Regions from separate parts of the Homo sapiens genome. Here region 2 is linked to region 1. A link is a loop called in an ENCODE intact Hi-C map of the cell type or tissue named here. Cell type or tissue: prostate gland. All regions are shown on one strand. Each heading gives the region's core, and the rest is flanking DNA. Links, peaks and the distances in the headings are about the cores only.

Evidence for each region. Peaks named below come from ENCODE experiments on the same cell type or tissue, not always from the same donor. Only the 100,000 strongest peaks of a DNase experiment are listed, where the experiment ranks them.
Region 2: a loop joins it to region 1, with 5 times the contacts of the local background. A loop is called at or near these places in 4 of 110 quality-filtered maps.

The regions. Positions count from the first base shown.
Region 1 is chr15:32,990,817-33,000,469 of GRCh38, forward strand. All of the region lies in intron 7 of FMN1 (formin 1), which reads right to left. Among named protein-coding and RNA genes, the nearest start is that of FMN1, 200 kb to the right of the region's middle. In prostate gland, for the core only: a CTCF peak has its summit at 4,229; no DNase peak of the experiment used is centred there.
Region 2 is chr15:32,882,976-32,892,628 of GRCh38, forward strand. FMN1 (formin 1) reads right to left here. Exons shown (of 21, transcript NM_001277313.2): 16 at 5,197-5,317. Among named protein-coding and RNA genes, the nearest start is that of GREM1-AS1, 170 kb to the left of the region's middle. In prostate gland, for the core only: no CTCF peak of the experiment used is centred there; no DNase peak of the experiment used is centred there.

The sequences.
Region 1 (9,653 bases), core at 743-8,742:
AGAAGAATGAGAGTCAAGCAAAGGGAGAAGCCCCTTACAAAACCATCAGATCTTGTGATAACTTACTCACTCTCACGAGAATAGCATGGGGTAACTGCTCCCATGATTTAATTACCTCCCACCAGGTTCCTCCCATGACACGTACGGATTATGGGAACTGCAATTCGAGATTTGGGCGGGGACACAGCCAAACCATAGCAGCAACCAAACGAGAAAAGAGCAGAAGCAGCAGTAGATGATATCAAAGAGAACAGGTGAAGAAACACCAGCCACCTGCCTTTCTTTTCCTATGCATAAGGCCAAACCTAACAACCAAGCAAAGAAATAAAGGCATTTATAGCCCATAGACAAAGGCCCTCATTCTTTATTTTCTCTCGGTTTCAGAAGAAATGCCACCTCTTTCTTCCCAGAATCTCCTGGGTCCCTGATTTCGCTGTCTTCTACATTCTCAGGAATACTTTCTCATCAACTTATTCCTTCTGGCCAGCTCCCTGCTTTACCTATTTAGATCTCTTGCTGGAAATGCTGGACTGCTCAGGCTGTTTCCTGCACCATCTACATCTACTGCATATTGATTCTCATATGCTGCATAGTAACTTGACAAATATTACCCTACATGATCTAAACAACACTGTGGTGAAGGTAGGAGCCCCAAATTCTGGACCATCGAAAATCACAATCTAGGGAGCATCAGGGCTGTGATTCAAAGCTGAGTCTTCTGCTGCAGCCTCGTGTTCTTTCTCCTCTGCAGGGCTGTCTCTTGATGCTGGTCAAGATGCAGGCAGTAGACTGTTTCTATCTAAACATTACAAACGACTTGGCTTGCTGTCAGACACCTAACTTTAAATGGCTAAAATCGCTTGATAAATGGTGTGAAAATTTTATGGTCCTTCCGTCAGACACCGTAATTTATTATCACATAATGCACAGTTAGAAGAACCAAAAGAAACCATCCCACAAGGGCAAACAATGTGGAGGCAGTGGCCCTTTGACACTCAAAGGCCACAGGCATTATATGGATCCAATAAGAGAGCTGCTTCTACGAACAAGAGAACAACCTCTTGATCTTGCAAAATATTTTTGGACACCTAAAGGCTCTTTTATTACTGTGGCTGATTAAAATGAAAAGTTTAAACGACTAAAATGTTCTTTTTGATGAGTTTTTACCATGAACTATAGACCTTGTAGTCCAGGGGGATTCAAGCCCTTTGATCCTGCGTACTCACATAAATTCAGAGTCATAAAACAACATTGGATTTGATTTTACTAGTGTAGCTGATGTTGCCAGATTTGTAATGCAATCTTGTTTTCTCCCCTCCTTGTTTTTGAGCCCATCCACCATTGTTTTATAGCAAAAGGAAAGGAGTTTCCATTTGGTTTTGGCAATCCAGTTTCAAGACTGAGCCACTTTTCTAGAACGTTGGAATTTTACAGAAAAATAATGGTCCTGTATTGTATCCATCAAAACGGGAATCAATGTTAGTTTTGCATGCTGAAAATAAAGTATCAAAAAGAAAACCCTCTTCTCATTATAATAATCACAGATTTTCATTACTTAAGATGGTTAGAGGATGATGTGGTTGAGAACAATAGTATAAGTATGAAGTAGAAAAACTGGTGTGATTTAGTGTTTATAAATTTCCCTCAGGACTAACTGAAAATAAATTAGAAATATCAAAAGATGCCCAATTTATTCATCAATGGCAGATTATAGATCATATCTTAGTTTACAAACTTAAGAAAAAGGACTGGTATCTGTGGGAGAAATAAAGAAAATGTTCGATAAGACATATGTTTAACAAAAAGACATGCAGTAAATATAACTTAGATGTTTAATTCACTTTCTTCTAATATCCTAATCATTTTCCTGTGTGTATGTGCAATATCATATTCCTATAACTCCTAAGACATGAAATTTTTACTATAAAGGGTCTATGAGGGAATAAGAAGACAATTTTATTAAATCTATGTTATAAAGACCATAACAATCAATAGTGGGTCATAAAAATCGTTCATTTTTACGGAGTAAAATATCAGTTTGGGCTCAGAGAGATCAATGTATATTTAGCCTATTCACTAGACCAAGTAATACTAATTTAACAGTTTTCACTAACTTTATTTTTCATGGATTGCCTGAAAGATGAAACATTTCTCGCCAAGATTGTTCTGTAAGTGACACAGGACATAAGGGTCATGTGATACTTCAACAATTCTAATTGGAAAAGAGTCACCATGTAAGGGATGCTTCATTCTCCTAGGGACAATGCCTTGTGACATTTTCAGCTGCAGTCTCTTAACACCTGCTGAGGCCCCAGTGAACATTTCAGAATACGATTCATTCAGAGAAATATCATTCCAATACACATTCACTTCCTTGCCATTTGGTATGAATATATTACATTAAGCCATATAAAATTGCTGCTTTATAAGTCAAATAGGTCAAATATCAGCAATTTAATGCAGTTCAACTTATAAACTTCATTTAGCAAATTTGAAAATTATCATTGTTCTATGTTTTCTCAGTTAATCCTTTAAATTATGTCTAAAGGATCTATTTGCCATAGATAAGGGTCATGCCATATATAGTTTTAAAACAAAACAAACAGAACTGTGTTATACAGACACCTACTGCAGCTTTCAAAGACAGTACAAGAAACTGCCCCCTGTCTACAGAGACAAGTAATTGTTCTGGTGGTGTGTATATCAAATTAAGATAAGAGAAGTGTATCCAGTTAACAAGAGCTTTCTCATTTCATGCTCAAAAGGGTAGTGTGTTGTCAGCACCTTCTTCCTCCCTATTAATTCATTCAAGAATTATTTATTGTATATTTACCATGTTCCAGAGGGAGAATCAAGCTGTACACATTTACAGACAAGCAACAATGACAGTTTTCATGGTTCCAGTTTCAGCAGAAGCAACCCTCAGCACCGGTAGAAAGGTAATGCTTGTTGTCAGAGAGCGTAAATTCTCTCTTGACCCTGTCTTAGAGCCACTACAATCTCTGACTTGGACAGCTGCAGTACTCCCTGCTGTCCTCTCCACATCCTCTCTGCCCTCCTCAACTTGTCCTCTGCAACAGCAGCCGGGGGCGGGGTGGGGGGGGTCTTTTGGAAATGCAAATCTCCTCATGTCACATATTCCTCTGCTCAGAATTAGTCAGTAGATTCTAACTGTTCTGAAGATGAAATTGGGAAACCTTAAAAAGATGTACAAGACCCTTCCAGAATCTTGCCTCTTGCCTTTCTCCACCGCACTGTTTTCAACCCATAGGCCATCATCGATCAGTGAGATAGCATATTAACATATCAATTTGTGCTTTATCCAGAGCATATTTAGTAAGAGTTGAATATATCCGAGTATGTTACATGCAATAAATTGTTGAATAGAACTCATTCCTCTCTCTCTCTCTCTCTCTCACACACACACACACACAGACACACACACACACGTAACCTGGGTCTCGATATAAATTACATTGCTTATTCTGGGTTGTAGTATAAAAAGGTTGAAAAAATCCTACTCCAGAGCTACATTTCCCACCTCTCTCCTGTTTTTCCTGTGCTTTGGCCACACAAAGCTTCCCTGCAGTTCTCTCCAAACAAGCCAAGCTTCTCTTCACTCTTCAAACCTCTGCTTAAAGGTCAGTTCCTAAGAGTATCCTTGTCTGGACCCATGGATCTTAATTAGACCCCATCAGAGCAGCTCCACAGCACTCATCACATTATATTTATTGGCTGGTTATTTTATCAATATCTGTTTCTCTGAATGGACTACAAGCTCCAAGAGAGTGGGGCCTATTATCTGTCCTGCTCCCTCGAGCACCTAGCACAGTGCCTGGCATCCAGGAAGCACTCAATCAATACATATTGAATGATTGAGAAAGACCTCTATTTCCTTTTGATGATTCCATTCTTAGATGAAACGGATGATCAAGTTCATAAAGCATTATTTTAAGGTGGTCCTTTGTCATTTGTTATATAGAATGTACCTATTTACAGCCATAAACATAGCATGTACTGTCTCTGTAAGTACATTAAGCACTGCCTATGAGTATGGACTTATGTGCACTTTGCTGTGCATGTTTTTCTGTAAAATAAACTAACAATGAGTTTTCATGTGTTTAAAGCAAAAACTCTTAGTATAAAACTGGAATGTGTTTCAATCATCAAAAGAAAATGTATCTAGAAAGTTAAGAGAAAAAGGGTCAAACTGACCTCCAGTGGTGAGATTGTGGAATGACTCCTAAAGTAATTGTAAAATACTCAGCCTATCACACAGAAGCATATATATATATATGTATATATGCAAAACACATTTCTTAATAATACTTCAAATTATGTTTATTATACCAATTTGCAGGAGATATAGGTCATGCCATATATTGTATCAAAACAAGTAGAAGTGTATTACATAGACACCTGTAACAGCTTTCCAAGATAGTGTATGAAATTGCCACAATCAGAAAATCTAAGTCTTGGAAAGAATCTTAGTTGAGATCTGAGACCTAACATCAGCAACTTCTATAAAAAGTTGATAATTTTAAAATGTTAACACTCAAAAAGTCTCTCCCTCCATTAGTCTCTGCGTAATATTAGGTCCTCAGTGTAAGCTGAGTGTTATTTAGCCTTTATGGTATAAATTCTGTTTTCCCAAATAAATAGTAAATCCTCTGAGTACGGAACCTATATGAGGATTAAATAAAATAATCCATGGTAAATGCTAAGTGTAGTGTCTGGCATATAGCAATATGCAACAAATGTTATCTGTTATTATCATCATTATTACCATCATTACTAAATGATGTTTTATCTCTAGCACATCTCTTGTATTTGACACGTGCTCAATTGGTGTTTACCAATCATGAGAGAGATAAAGTGTAAGAAGCCAAGTTATGTACATGAAATTATAGTTTAGAAAATTTGTCTTTACAGCAAAAACAATTTTAACACGCAATTATCTTACTCAGAACCGTTCCCCAGATCTGTGTTTTAACTCTTAGGCTGCTTATACATATTCAGATGTTTCCTTCATAAAACTATGGCAACAGTAATATTTCCTAGGAAGAGGCAATAATGGAAATGAGCACATCATACTTTTATAACATATGAAAAGCAATGCTCATTGGAGAATTAGATATAACAGTAAATACAGAATGTTTCTTTTACCTCGGCACATAGCTTATATGGAACAAACTTTACCATCCAAAAATACACTTTGACAGCCACAGACTTAGAGTAAACTAAACATGCTGCTGCTCATAATAAACACAATAGTTATGATAGATAGGTCATCTACCACATGCCATTGTGGCCCAGTCCCACCTAAGCTATCCCAACAGTTGTAATCAGTCAAAATGACCAAGTTACAACATTGTCACACCCACTTTAAAGGTGAGAAGCTGAAGCTCAGAAAGGTTTAAATAATTTCTTCAAGACCACACATCTAGTAGACAGCACAAACAGGATTCAAACTCAGGGAGGATTACACACCTGTTTTTCTATCCCACTATCCTACCTAGGGTTACATTGCATTTTGTTTAATGAATGGTCACTTGACTTCATTATATGAGTTTATGCTTCAGCATGTTCTGATTCTAAGGGCCATCACTCCTAAGGACAAATATCCACCCAAAGATAGATCAGAGGCAAAGGTCAATCCAGAATCAAAGTCACATCAGGAATATTCTCACTAGGCAAGGACCTTTAAGATCTTCCAGAGGCAGTTCAGTGTACAGGGTAAGAGGGCCACCTCATAATGGTGTAATAGCTCATTCACTCCTTATATATAAAGACTGGCACATAGTAAATGCTCAATTAAGTACCAAATATTATTATTGTTATTCCTCCAGGACACAGAGGAAGCTACAACAAATTGCAGTGAAATGGTCAAAGCACACATAATGTTACGCGCGTATACACACAAACACACAATAAATTCACACTATGAATTCCAAAGTCTATGAGGTTGGAGTTGTTAGAAGCAGCAACTAGTACCATTTATCACACATGAACACACCATACAAGGAGGTGGCAGCATAGAGAACACAGCTGAATCACCCCATAGGCCTGTTAAGGAATCAGCAGTGTTGGGTATCAGGGACTATACTGGAGAAGATTAAAGTTAAAGAACAGCTGAGCCCCGATGTTCAAATTACAAAAATCGTAACGAAGAAGTAAGGAGCTGGCAAGCTGCATAGAAGTCTAGCCACAGTATTTTCTTACCCAATTTACAATCTTGGAAATTAACTTCTATGAGATTCAGGTTTCAAATCTCTAAGATAAATACAGGCAAACATCAAGATTATGGTGACAAGTATTAGAGGCACTTCCTCAAACTGGGCTCAGGACCAGCTATGAGAAATAAAGCTGGAAAGAGAAATTTCCCACCTGCTCCTTTCTTCCGTACCTCAGTAGAGAGAACAGAACACCTTATTTCTGAAACCAGTGAAATAAAAGAACTCTATTGTTTATTTTTCTTTCCTAACACTACAGAAATATCACCGTCTTTTTTTTTTTTTTTAATCACATGGGGAACTTGTGCAGATCATCCTTTATTCCTACCTTGTACAGGTCTTTGACACAGGACGAGAGAAAAAATTAAAACTTAAAAAATCATTATACTAGGCAGTGAATACATATCAAATTTAGAAACCAGGCAGACCTGGTTGATGAATCTAGCCATTCTACTGACCAGCTGTGAAAGCTCAGGATTGCACTTGACTCCGCTGGGTCTCAGGTAGTTCGAAATTATCTACGTGAAGCACTGAGCATGGTACCTGGCACAGAGCTGGTGCTTCCTTCTCAGTAGCCAGGATTATAAACATCTCCAATTAAGTCAAAAAGCATGGGGTGCTCAGCATTTAATCTCTCATGTCAACACAATCTCTTACCATGCCTTCCTGAAAATGTTCTAGAACACAGACCATACCCAATTTTTTACACTAAGAGCTCATCTTTCACTTACACTTCCAAAGCTGCTGCCCTTTCAATTCCTTCAATAGCCCTTTCAGGAAAGGACAGAAGAGAGGAAGAAAGGGAAAGGGCAAGAGGGAAAGAAAAGGGAAAAGAAAAGACACAAATGTAAATGTCCATAAATATCTAAAAGCTCAAGGAATTCTGCTTTGTATTCGTATGTTCATGAAAAAAATAAATGTTACTCAGCCTCTTTATCCTCTGTACCAGAAGTCACAATCTCAGATGTCTACAGGCTCCAGGCAATCAACATAAGTAGAGGAGACTGGCTATAAGATGATAGTAAGTGTGGGGCAGTACTTTGGCAACTAGAGCATCCATGCTTTATTTGAAAATTATTCAAAGGAAGTTTTTAAATGTTATTGTGCTCAATGAATAAACGTCTCTGGGCTGTATTTGATGGTATCACAAATTTAAGAATTCTGCAGCTTTCCTAATGCTACCCCCCAAATAGCCTTCTACCTAAATACTGTGAGTCATGAAAAAATTTCCAGCAATGTCCAGTCAGATCAATTAACAACTATTTATTCAATTTCAGCTAGTTGCCTAGCACTGATCTAGGTAACATGGGAAAAGAAAATCTCCTAGGACTTTGGATTGAGTTGGGACAGATGCAGGGGCCCACTCTTTTCCCAGGCCAGAAATGATAGAACTTTGAAGCTAGAAGGAAACTTACGCCAGCTACTCCAATGCTTTTACTTTACAGCTGAAGAACCTAATATTTAAGAGTGATGTGTGATTGTATAGAATTTACAGAATTATTGAGTGAGGCAGGACAAGTCTGGAGAGAAGGAAACACTCCCCGTGGTGCTCTACCATGCTTTCTCCCATTTCATGAAGAGTCAAAAGCAATGGCCAACACGCAGAAACTCACCGGTTCCAGCAGTAGCCCGTCACCTAAAGTCAAAAAACTTTTGCAATAAAAAGAAAACTGTCTTGGTCCACCTGTATTGACTCATGTTCAGGGGTTAAGACTCAGCAGAAATGATTGAAGGCTGATGGTGCATGAAGGAAATGTCTAAAACCATCATTGGCCCCCATGATACAAATGAGCAATCAACATTCTACAACAGCCTCCTTCTATATCTGAATTGTCTGAAGGCAAGACAGTATCTTGAAGGCTGAGACAAAGGGCTCCTTTTCCATGAAAATTCAAGTCCAAATGTACCTACCGGATTCTAGGTAGCCAGTCGCCCAAGAGGAATCTCAACACTAGTAAACCAGTAAATCTAGTAACCTCACAACATTTCACAGTCACACTAAAATGATGAATTAACATATTTCTCAATATTGTCTATTTTTTCCTTTTTGGCATCTCAGTAATGAATTACACTAATATCAGCACTTAGGGGAATACCATAAGGGTTTTATGAAATCATCACATTTCATACTTGTGAAAGTTTTGTTTATTGGCCTACAAATTATTCCCTTTCCCTCACAGTATTATCTGGGAATTAAGAGATTTAAATGTATTGTGTTGATAATGAAGAATACAAAAAAATGGAACAGGCTTGGGATTTATGCCTTTATAAATTTCGTTGTATCAGCTCAAATAGAGTCTGCACTCAATTCTGTTTCAACAGCAATGTGTAAACTATTAGAAATGGATGAGTGGAATGTGTTGGCCACAGTAAAATGAGGAAGTCTACAAGTCTTAATGGAGGCCAGCATACCATTTCATTCTCTTGGGGACAAAAAGGTACAATGTAAGTTAATTTTCAGTTTGGCATTGATCCCTGGATCATTTTGCAGTGGGAGTTACCAAACTAGAAATGTGACTGCATTGCACAATGAGCAGGGGGCCTGCCAGAGGCCATCGCTCAGTGAAGTTTCCCCTCAATTAGGAAATATGCATGTGATAAATGGGGTAAACGAAAAAGATTCCCGTAAAGGAAATGTCACTATTGGCTGGTTCTTTGTCTTGCATCCCACAACCCAAAGAACATTAGTTAAAAACAGATACAACAATCTGTCGTTTCCAAGTCCTCTACTTTCAAACTGCTTAAGGTGTTGGTCAAAAACGATATTCTTAAGCTACCAGCTCCTCACAAGCCAGACAAAGGGCATGTACTTTTCTTTCTTCCCCTTTCAAAATTGAAGAAGTAGAGATCCAAAGAAGTCCTACTAATCCCATGCTCAGGCTTCCCTTTTGTCATAAAGATTTGGGTATCCTACAGAGTTTCACTTACCTTTCCAGAGCTGCATCCCTTCACAGAGTGACACATCTGAGAAGACACTGGAAGATTAGAGGACTACATTCAGAGTGTAACTGAAAACCTAAACACATTGCTCCACAGAGGCAAGTAGATGGACTAGAGACCTGCTGACTAGGAAGGAGAACTTCCACGAGTAACTAAAAGGTTAAAAACGGGAGGCAGTGGCTGGACGTGATGGCTCACGCCTGTAATCCCAGCACTTTGGGAGGCAGAGGTGGGTGGATCATGAGGTCAGGAGATCAAGACTATGCCGGCTAACACGGTGAAATCCCGTCTCTACTAAACATACAAAAAATTAGCTGGGTGCAGTGGCGGCCGCCTGTAGTCCCAGCTACTCGGGAGGCTGAGGCAGGAGAATGGCGTGAACCTGGGAGGCAGAGCTTGCAGTGAGCCGAGATCCTGCCACTGCACTCCAGCCTGGGCGACAGAGCCAGACTCCATCTCAGGAAAAAAAAAAAAAAAAAA
Region 2 (9,653 bases), core at 555-8,554, 110 kb before region 1:
CAGAATCAAAGAGGATGGTGACGAGGCAAACTTGCATTAAAAGCTGCTGAAGAGCAGGGACAGAGGAACCGTTTCCCCTCCCACAGTAACACAAAGTTGAATATCCATTAGATTAGCAACCAGTTCTTAGCATTCCTCCCTCCTACTCATAGTCAACTCTTGATCAACTGCAGTAATAGGAAGAGAAAAGGACATCACACATAACCCCAAATGAAAATGAAAACAAAACTGATCAAGGGTAAGATCAGGTCCAGTGGTGGCTCATGCCTGTAATCCTGGCACTATGGGAGGCCAAGGCCGGAGGATCGCTTGAGCCCAGGAAATTTGAGACTAGCCTAGGCAACACAGTGAGACCCTGTCTGTACAAAAAATACAATTTACAAAATTAGCTGGGCGTGGTGGTATACATCTGTAGTCCCAGCTGCTTAGGAGGCTGAGGTAGGAGGATTGCTGGAGCTCAGAATATTGAGGTTTCAGTGAGCCATGATTGTGCTGTTACTCTCAAGCCTGGGCAATAGAGCAAGAACCTATCTCAAAAAAAAAAAAAAAAAAAAAAAAAAAAAAAAAGAATGAGATCAAGCGGTAAGTAATGACATGTGGCCTTGTTTCTGCTAAGTCAGACCTGCCCTCCCCTACGTTACTAGAGATCCTGACTCCTGCAGGCAGGACCCAGTAATATCATTTCACCAACAACCGTGTTGCTAGTACAATCAATATCCTTTCTTCTTAAAGTACCTTTTACACAACTTATGCTCTGTAAAAATATTACTAAGTAGACAATGAAAGGGAAAAGAAAGCAAGCCAATGTTTCATGCTTTAAGTTAGGAAATGCTGTTTTAAACAGCATTAAACTTTTTTTTAACTACAGAACTTCCCAGAGGCTTTAATAAGCTCATGTGCTTTGAATCCCTAGGATATGATTTTCGTACAGAGCATGTCCAGGTTTATTTGATCATAGACTCTTTCAGAGAACAACAGTTCCAGTTCACATTTCAGGTAATATTTTTAGGTGCTACTATTTGACGAATCCTACATCTATAGTTTCAGCAATGCTGCACGCGCATGTGTGTGTTTGTGTATGTGTGTGTGTCTGTCTCTGGTATTAACTGGTGCAATCAGAAAGAAGAGTCCACTCCTTGGTGTATTAGTTTCTGATTGCTACTATAATAAATTAGCACAAACTTAGGAGGCTTAAAACACCAGAAATATATCACCTTTTAGTTCTATATGTTAGAAGTCTGACATGGGACTCACAGGCTAAACTCAAGGTGCTGACAGGGCTGTACTCCCTTTTAGAGGCTCTAGGGAGAATCTGTTCCTTGCCTTTTCCACTTCTAGAGGCTTCCCACATTCCTTGGCTCACGGCCCACTTCCTCCATCTTCAAAGCCAGCGACATTACATCTCTCTGATCATTCTTACGTCGTTATATCTCCCTCTGATCATAGCCAGGGAAAGTCCTCAGCGTTTAAAGACTGACTTTAAAGATTCATGTGATTAGATTAGGCCCACTTGGACGGTCCAGGATAATCTCCCCATGTCAACATCAGCAAAGTCCCTTTTTGCCATGTAAGGCAACATGTTCACAGATTCTAGGGATTAGGGTTTGGACATCCTTGGGGGGCATTATTCTGCCTACCACATATGGGTGGGTAAGAACACCCTGAGAGTTCCAGCCAGCAAGGACAAAGAGGGAGAATGAAAGTAACTATTGCCATTGTTTGTGTTTTCTCAATTATTGCTTACAACTTCACAGTATCAGGGAAATTGAAATTATTGTCTTGTTAAGGGATGTAGAACAATAAACAAAATATGGAACATGTTCCCAAGCACCAAGAACTTGGTTCTCTCTTTACAATGTAGAGAAGCAAGCACAAGTGCTCTGTGAATTAGATACTCCACAAACATAGCCAGCTGGCCTCTCAGCAACACCGGCTGATTATACAGGCTGTGCACTTTCCAGTGAAAGGTACATGCCCTTAATCAGCTTTATTGAAGCTGCCCTCACTAAGAAACTGTGCAGACATTATTTCCTATGATGCAGGTCCTATAACTGTCCCATTTTACAGGTGAGAAAGTGAATACTTTCTACGATTATGCTACTTGACAAGCTGTTACTTTCACTGAACCAGTAAAACATACACATCTGAACTCAAAGCCTGATCTTAGTCCTATGTAATGTGCCTATTTGTATGTCTATTTGACAATCCATCTACCTGGACTTCTTCCCCTTTCCAATTCCAACCCAAAGCAAGTTCCTTCCTGTGACTCTATCTGATCTGACAGTCTACATGTGTGGTTTTGGGAGTGTGTGCACACGTGTGCATGCTTGTGTATATATGTTCAGTAACTCTAATTTTTTTCTTCATGAGGCTTCACATTTTGAATGCCAAAACTTTCTGTCTGATCTCCAATCAGATGTGGTGACTTCTGGGTCACAGGCGTGATATGTATTGAACACATGCCTTAGAAGTCGTATCTAGTTTCAAAACTTGACTAGATCATCACCTCTGAAACACTGGCAAATTACTTGAGCACCACAAACTTCAGCTTTCTTATCTTGTGAGAAGTCAAAAATAGTATCTGCCTCACAAGGTCACTGCAGAATTAAAAGAGGTGATATAGATAAAGCACTTGATAGATAATAATGACACAATAAGTTGCAGTTGATACTATTATCAATTCCATGCTACGTTTACCTGCATAAAAATGCCATTCAAAGTTCTTGCCTCTCTGAAAGATGCTTAATGACAACTTCTACTTAAATCAGTGACATTAGTATGACCAATAACCATAGGTTAATTCACATTAGGTTAAGGTGTGTTAATACTATTTTTTTTTTTTTTTAAAAGACTCTGCCTGCCTGGAGATCTAGGGCCTGATACTTCTTGAAATTTGCTAATCACATCTGGTTTAGCTTTAGACATTTTCTGGGATTTTGCCAGCAGCTACGACACTTTAATGGCTACAATAAACCTCAAAGCCTCATCAAATCTTTGCTGTATGTGTGAAAATTATGTCCTCTTCAATTAAACATTCAATCTCAGCTCACACCAAGGCCTTATGGAAAAGGAGGTGAAACCTGAATGGAAACGTTAAGATGAAACGGACCGCCACGATTCTGGCCATCTTGCCAGATGGTATTTAGAAGAAAAAGAAATTCATTAGAGAACCTACGGTGTGTATTTTCTTTAAATATTTACTGGGTACCTTTCATGTGTTGAAAACACTGGCATCTCTAAAGATTAGCAGGGCATTTTTGTTTAAATATTCCATGTGTGTGAGGTGGGGGGAGTCATTTCCTCATTTGCCTTTGTGGTACTTCATGTGTTTTGGTGAAGCCTGGTACAAAGAAGAAAAGTAACTGAGACAATGTTCAGTTTTCTTTCCTAAGGCCGCTCTACCTGCTTCAAAAGCTCTTGTATTTTCCTAAAATCGGCTGAGGAAAGTGTCAGTTGAGTACTGAGAGATCCGGAACGACAATTCAGAGCCTCCCTAGACAAAAGAAGGTGTACCAAAGTGAGGCGCTATGGGGGAACCCTTGTCTCTCTGCTCGCCTCCCAGTTCACTCCTCTTATCCTCTTGCTATTTATCATCAAACGTACAGGGACGTCAAAGTGAGGCAGCCCCTGGAAGGAGAAGGGAAAAGATCAAACAGGGATCAGGTTTCGGCTCAAAGACTATAGGAGAGGTCAGGCCAAGGGTTTCACAAGGGGCCAAGAGACAAGAGGGAATGGGCATTCAGGAACAGCCGTGGAGCAAACAAGCTCCCCTGCCATTGCTAACTCTTGCTGCCACACTGAGGACCAGCCTGGGCCCTAATTCTACCAGTGGAGAGGGACAGACAAAAATGCTAGCTGGTAGCTTACTACGCTTTATTACAATATTAATCAAGCTCCTCAACTTCAACAAGGATACAACCGCCAATTCTTCAGGAGACAGAAAATAACGACCGCAAGTTCACATATCGCATTTCTAAAGGAAGCATCCATTTGTTTGAATTCATTCAACCACATCAATGGGAGAAAAAAAACCCACGTTCCTTTAAAAATAATATACAAGATAAAAATATTCACCTGTAACCATTATCCTTTCCATGTAAGTTTTATGCCCAAAGTAAAAATAAATGGCTCTCTTTGCCACCGGGAGCAGATCTTTCCCACTTTACTTCCATTTCCAAGCTGTTCTCAGCCTCAGACTTAGGTTTCTGAGTACTCTTTCACAATAAACATTTTAAAAATGTTTACTTTATGTCTTGGTCTTAAAATATTCCTGGTTGAAGCCCTTCATTTCCTCAAGCTCTGCTTCTGGCACTCTGGGCTCCATTTCCACATTAACACGCTCTCTAAATCCTCCGCAGAGCTCTTCAATTGGAGTTATACAAGCTCCAAGGCAAGTATTTATATTCTTGGACAAGGAGATGTCTCCACAGTAAAAACACGAGACTCTAGAAATGCCAAAGGAAAATTCCTGCCCAAGTGAGACATATTTTCACCTTTTAAAAAAGCCAAAAAGGGGCTTTCAGCATTTTCTTTTGACTAATTAAAAATGTAAATTAAACTAAAATGGAATGTTTACTGTGGGCCTTACCATCATTATTAGACTCATATATAAACCAAACATACAGGAACATGTGTGTATGTGTACGATATGTATGATATACATATATATTTAAAGCAGCAGAGTAAACTAGCTAATGTGTAAGTTCTAGAAACTAGAAACTAGAAAATGTGAGTTCTAATTAGACAGACTTGATTAGACTTGATTAGAGCTCAGTAAATCTGTCTATTACTGGCTGTGTGAACTTAACTTCTCTAAGCCTCATTTTTCTCATCTGTAAAATGGGTTTAGTGTAGTTCCAGCTTATTAAGATTGTTATATGAGACAACAGTAAGCATCTAGTAAATGGTTACTGCTATTATCATTAATAATGTTATAACTACTAAATGTTAGAAAATGTAGATATAACGAGATATGGATATAAGAAACAAATGATCAACACTAATAAAAGAGAAGAATTTGAAAATACAGTGCCTCTACACACTGTGTAGAGAAGGAAAGTTTCCTGAAAGCTGTAGTGTACCATTGCTGAACTCTGCACCAATCCCACTCTATGAACCAGACCTAAATAATCCTCTTAAAACATTTTTTAAAAGTAATCTTAGCTATTATCATAATAGCAGAACAGTTCCTATTACCTTCTAGTTGCCTCTTCAGTTTTCTCAAATCTTTTATGAGGTCTTCAAACTTGACTTGGGAGGCCAGAAAGAAATCCTGTGGTTCCGGCAAGGGGAAAACACTCTTTTCTGTTCCAGCTTCCTAAGAGATATGGTAAACAAAAGTACATTATACTTCCCAATTGTCACTTTCAGTTGAAATTCCAAAGCATCAATGAGAAAAAAAAAAGCTTTTTTATTGGATGTCTGAGTAAGAATCATAGCAATGCTCCTCTGCTATTCCTAAATTTGGACTTGTGACTTTGAAGTGCTTTCTTGTCTTTCACAATCTCTTTTTGGACTTATTGGCAATGAGGTCGGCTATGGCATGGGCCAGGTTCTATTTTGCCTCATGAATCAAAGAGAAAATTGTCAGGTCGTCCTGATCTTGGACACTCCACTCCCATGAAAAATGGAAGAGGGGAACACATGAAAGTACTTACATTTGAAGTCCCCATTTGATTTACACATGCTAGCAATTAGACAAGTCATCTTTGGGGCATACCAATGGGTGTGAATCAGAAGGTGCTGGATAAGAAGGCACTGCAATGGAAGATACAATCACCCTCCCATCACCTTTCCTCACCTTTCTCTGTGGCTTAAAGCTCTTCTGTGTGCATGCATGATCAGATTCTTTGTATATGGGTGTATCTACACATATACACAGGTTTTTTTTTTTTTTTTTTGGAGATAGGGCCTTGCTTTGTCACCCAGGCTTGAGTGCACTGACACAATCACGGTTCACTGCAGCCTTGACCTTCCAGGTCCAAGCGATCCTTCTAGTTCAGCCTATTAGCTGGGACCACAGGTACGTGCCACCATACCCAGCTAATTTTTAATTTTTTGTAGAGACGGGGGTCTCACCATGTTGCCTAGGCTGGTCTCTAACTCCTGGGCTCAAGCGATCCTCCAGCCTTGGCTTCCCCAAAATTCTTCATATATTTGAAAAGCTTTTGCAAATGTTGTCTGGCTTATCTTAGGAGACCGAGGGCAGGGTGAAGTATAGTTTTAACAAGCTCCACTGCTATAGCTAATGGAGAATTCTCAGCTGAGAAACATCTTGAAGGACAAAAGCTTCAGGCACATGAGCCTCAAATATCTTTTCCAGTCTAGCTAGCTTTCTCCCTGAGTTGTTTAACGTAAGCTTTGTATCTTGCATGTCTTAGGCCGTCTTCAATTATTCCTCTCTCTGCACAGGCTACTTTGCCAGCTTTCCTTCACATTCCATCTTCCCTACTGCCATTAGGACTAATTCCAAACTCTAAAACTGCTTTACAAGGCACTTTATGATCTGGCCTCTGTCTACATCTCTGGCCTCATTTTTACCTTCCCCCTATCTCCAACTCCCTCTAGACCTTCATGAAATAACAGACCACAATCTCTTGCTTCTAGGCCTTTGTCTATAAAATGGTCCCTTTCCGACCCTTCCCTAGTGCCTCCTTACACTTCCTTGTTCATACTCATCCTTTAAGTCTTAAAACAAACGTCCTTCCTTAAAGATTTCCCCTAACCTCCAGCACGTGGGTGTTTCTCCCCTGTTCTCCAAAGGCCTATGACGCTTACATTATCACAGCATTTATCACCATTAATTTTTTTCCCATAAGTTATTGGGGTAGAGGTGGTATTTGGTTACATGAGTAAGTTCTTTAGTGGTGATTTGTGAAATTTTGGTTCCCCTATCGCCCAAGAAATATACACTGCACCCTCTTTGTAGTATTTTATCCCTCATCCCCCTCCCACTCTTATCCCCAAGTTCCCACAGTCCATTGTATCATTCCTATGCCTTTGCATCCTCATAGCTTAGCTACCACATATCAGTGAGAACATACGATGTTTGGTTTTCCATTCCTGAGTTACTCCACTTAGAATAATATTCTCCAATCTCATCCGGGTCGCCGAAAATGCTGTTAATTCATTCCTTTTTATGGCTGAGTAGTATTCGATTGTATATATATATATCAGTTTCTTTAATCACTCTTTGACTGATGGGCATTTGGGTTGGTTCCATGATTTTGCAATTGTGAACTGTGCTGCTATAAACATGCACGTGCAAGTATCTTTTTCATATAATGACTTCTTTTCCTCTGGATAGATACCCAGTAGTGGGATTGCTAGATCAAATGACAGCTCTACTTTCAGTTCTTTAAGGAGTCTCCACACTGTTTTCCATACTGACTGTACAAGTTTACATTCCCACCTGCAGTGTAGAACTGTTCCCTGATCATGGCATCCATGCCAACATCTGTTTTCTGATTTTTTGATTATGGCCATTCTTGCAGGAATAAGGCAGTATCGCATTGTGGTTTTGATTTGCATTTCCCTGATCATTAGTGATGTTGAGCATTTTTTCATGTTTGTTGGCCATTTGTATATCTTCTTTTGGGAACTGTCCATTCATGTACTTCGCCGACTTTTTGATGAGATTGTTCTTTTCTTACTGATTTGAGTTCACTGTAGATTCTGGATACTAGTCCTTTGTCAGATGTATAGATTGTAAAGATTTTCTTCTACTCTTAGGTTGCCCCTTTTGAGGTACCAAAGCTCTTTGGTTTAACTAAGTCCCAACTACTTATCTTTGTTTTTATTGCATTTGCTTGTGGGTTCTTGGTCATGAAATCCTTGCCTAAGCCAACATCTAGAAGGGTTTTTCCAATGTTATCTTCTAGAATTTTTATAGTTTGAAGTCTTAGATTTAAGTCCTTAATCCATTGAGTTGATTTTTGTGTAAGGTGAGAGATGAGGATCCAGTTTCATTCTCCTACATGTGGCTAGCCAATTATCCCAGCACCATTTGTTGAAAAGGGTGTCCTTTTCCCACTTTATATTTTTGTTTGCTTTGTTGAAGATCAGTTGGCTGTAAGTATTTGGGTTTATTTCTGGGTTTTCTGTTCTGTTCCATTGGTCTATGTGCCTATTTTTATACCAGTACCACGTTGTTTTGGTGACTGACTATGGCCTTATAGTATAGTTTGAAATCAGGTAGTGTGATGCCTCCAAATTTCTCTTCTGCTTAGTCTTGGCTCCCGCCACGTGGGTTCTTTTATGGTTCCGTATGAGTTTTAGAGTTCTTTTTCTTGAGACGGAGTCTCGCTCTGTCGCCCAGGCTGGAGTGCAGTGATGCGATGTTGGCTCATTGCAGGCTCTACCTCCCGGGTTCACGCCATTCTCCTGCCTCAGCCTCCCAAGCAGCTGGGACCACAGGCACCCGCCACCACGCCCAGCTAATTTATTTTTAGTAGAGACGGGGTTTCACCATGTTAGCCAGGATGGTCTCAATCGCCTGACCTCTTGATCTGCCTCGGCATTCCAACTGGGATTACAGGCGTGAGCCACCGTGTCCAGCCTAGAGTTGTTTTTTTCTAATTCTGTTAAGAATGATGGTGGTATTTTGATGGAGACTGCACTGAATTTGTAGATTGCTTTGGGCAGTATGGTCATTTTCACAATATTAATTCTACCTTTTCACAATATTGATACTACCCATCCATGAGCATGGGATAGGTTTCCATTTGTTTGTGTTGTCTACGGTTTCTTTCAGCAATATTTTGTAGTTTTCCTTGTGGAGGTCTTTTGACTCCTTAGGTATATTACTATACACACATATATATATATGTATATATTTGCAGCTATTGTAAAAGAGGTTGAGTTCTTGATTTGATTCTCTGCTTGGTCACTGTCGGTGTACAGAAGAGCTACTAATTTGTGTACATTAATCTTGTATCCTGAAACTTTGCTAATTATTTTATCAGTTATAGGCGCTTTCTGGAGGAGTCTTTAGGGTTTTCAAGGTAAACAATCATATCATCAGCAAACAGTGACAGTTTGAACTCCTCTTTACTGATTTGGATGCCCTTCCTTTCTTTCTCTTGTCTGATTGCTCTGGCTAGGACTTCCAGTACTATGTTGAAGAGGAGTGGCGAGAGTGGGCATCCTTGTCTTGTTCCAGTTCTCAGAGGGAATGCCTTCAACTTTTCCCCATTCAATATTATGTTGGCTGGGGGTTTGTCATAGATGGCTTTTATTACATTGAGATATGTCCCCTGTATGCAAATTTTGCTGAGAGTTTTAATCATAAAGGAATGCTGGATTTTGTTGAATTCTTTTTCTGCATCTATTGATATGATCATGTGATTTCTGTTCTTAATTCTGTTTATGTGGTGTTATCACATTTATTAACTTGCGTATGTTAAAACCATCCCTGCATCCCTGGTATGAAACCCACTTGATCCTGGTGGATTATCTTTTTGATATGTTGTTGGATGCAGTTAGCTAGTATTTTGTTAAGGATTTTACCATCTATGTTCAACAAGGATATCGGTCTGTAGTTTTCGTTTTTGGTTATGTCCTTTCCTGATTTTGGTATTAGGGTGACGCTTGCTTCATAAAATAAATTAGGGAGGCTTCCCTCTTTCTCTATCTTGTGGAATAGTGTCAAAAGG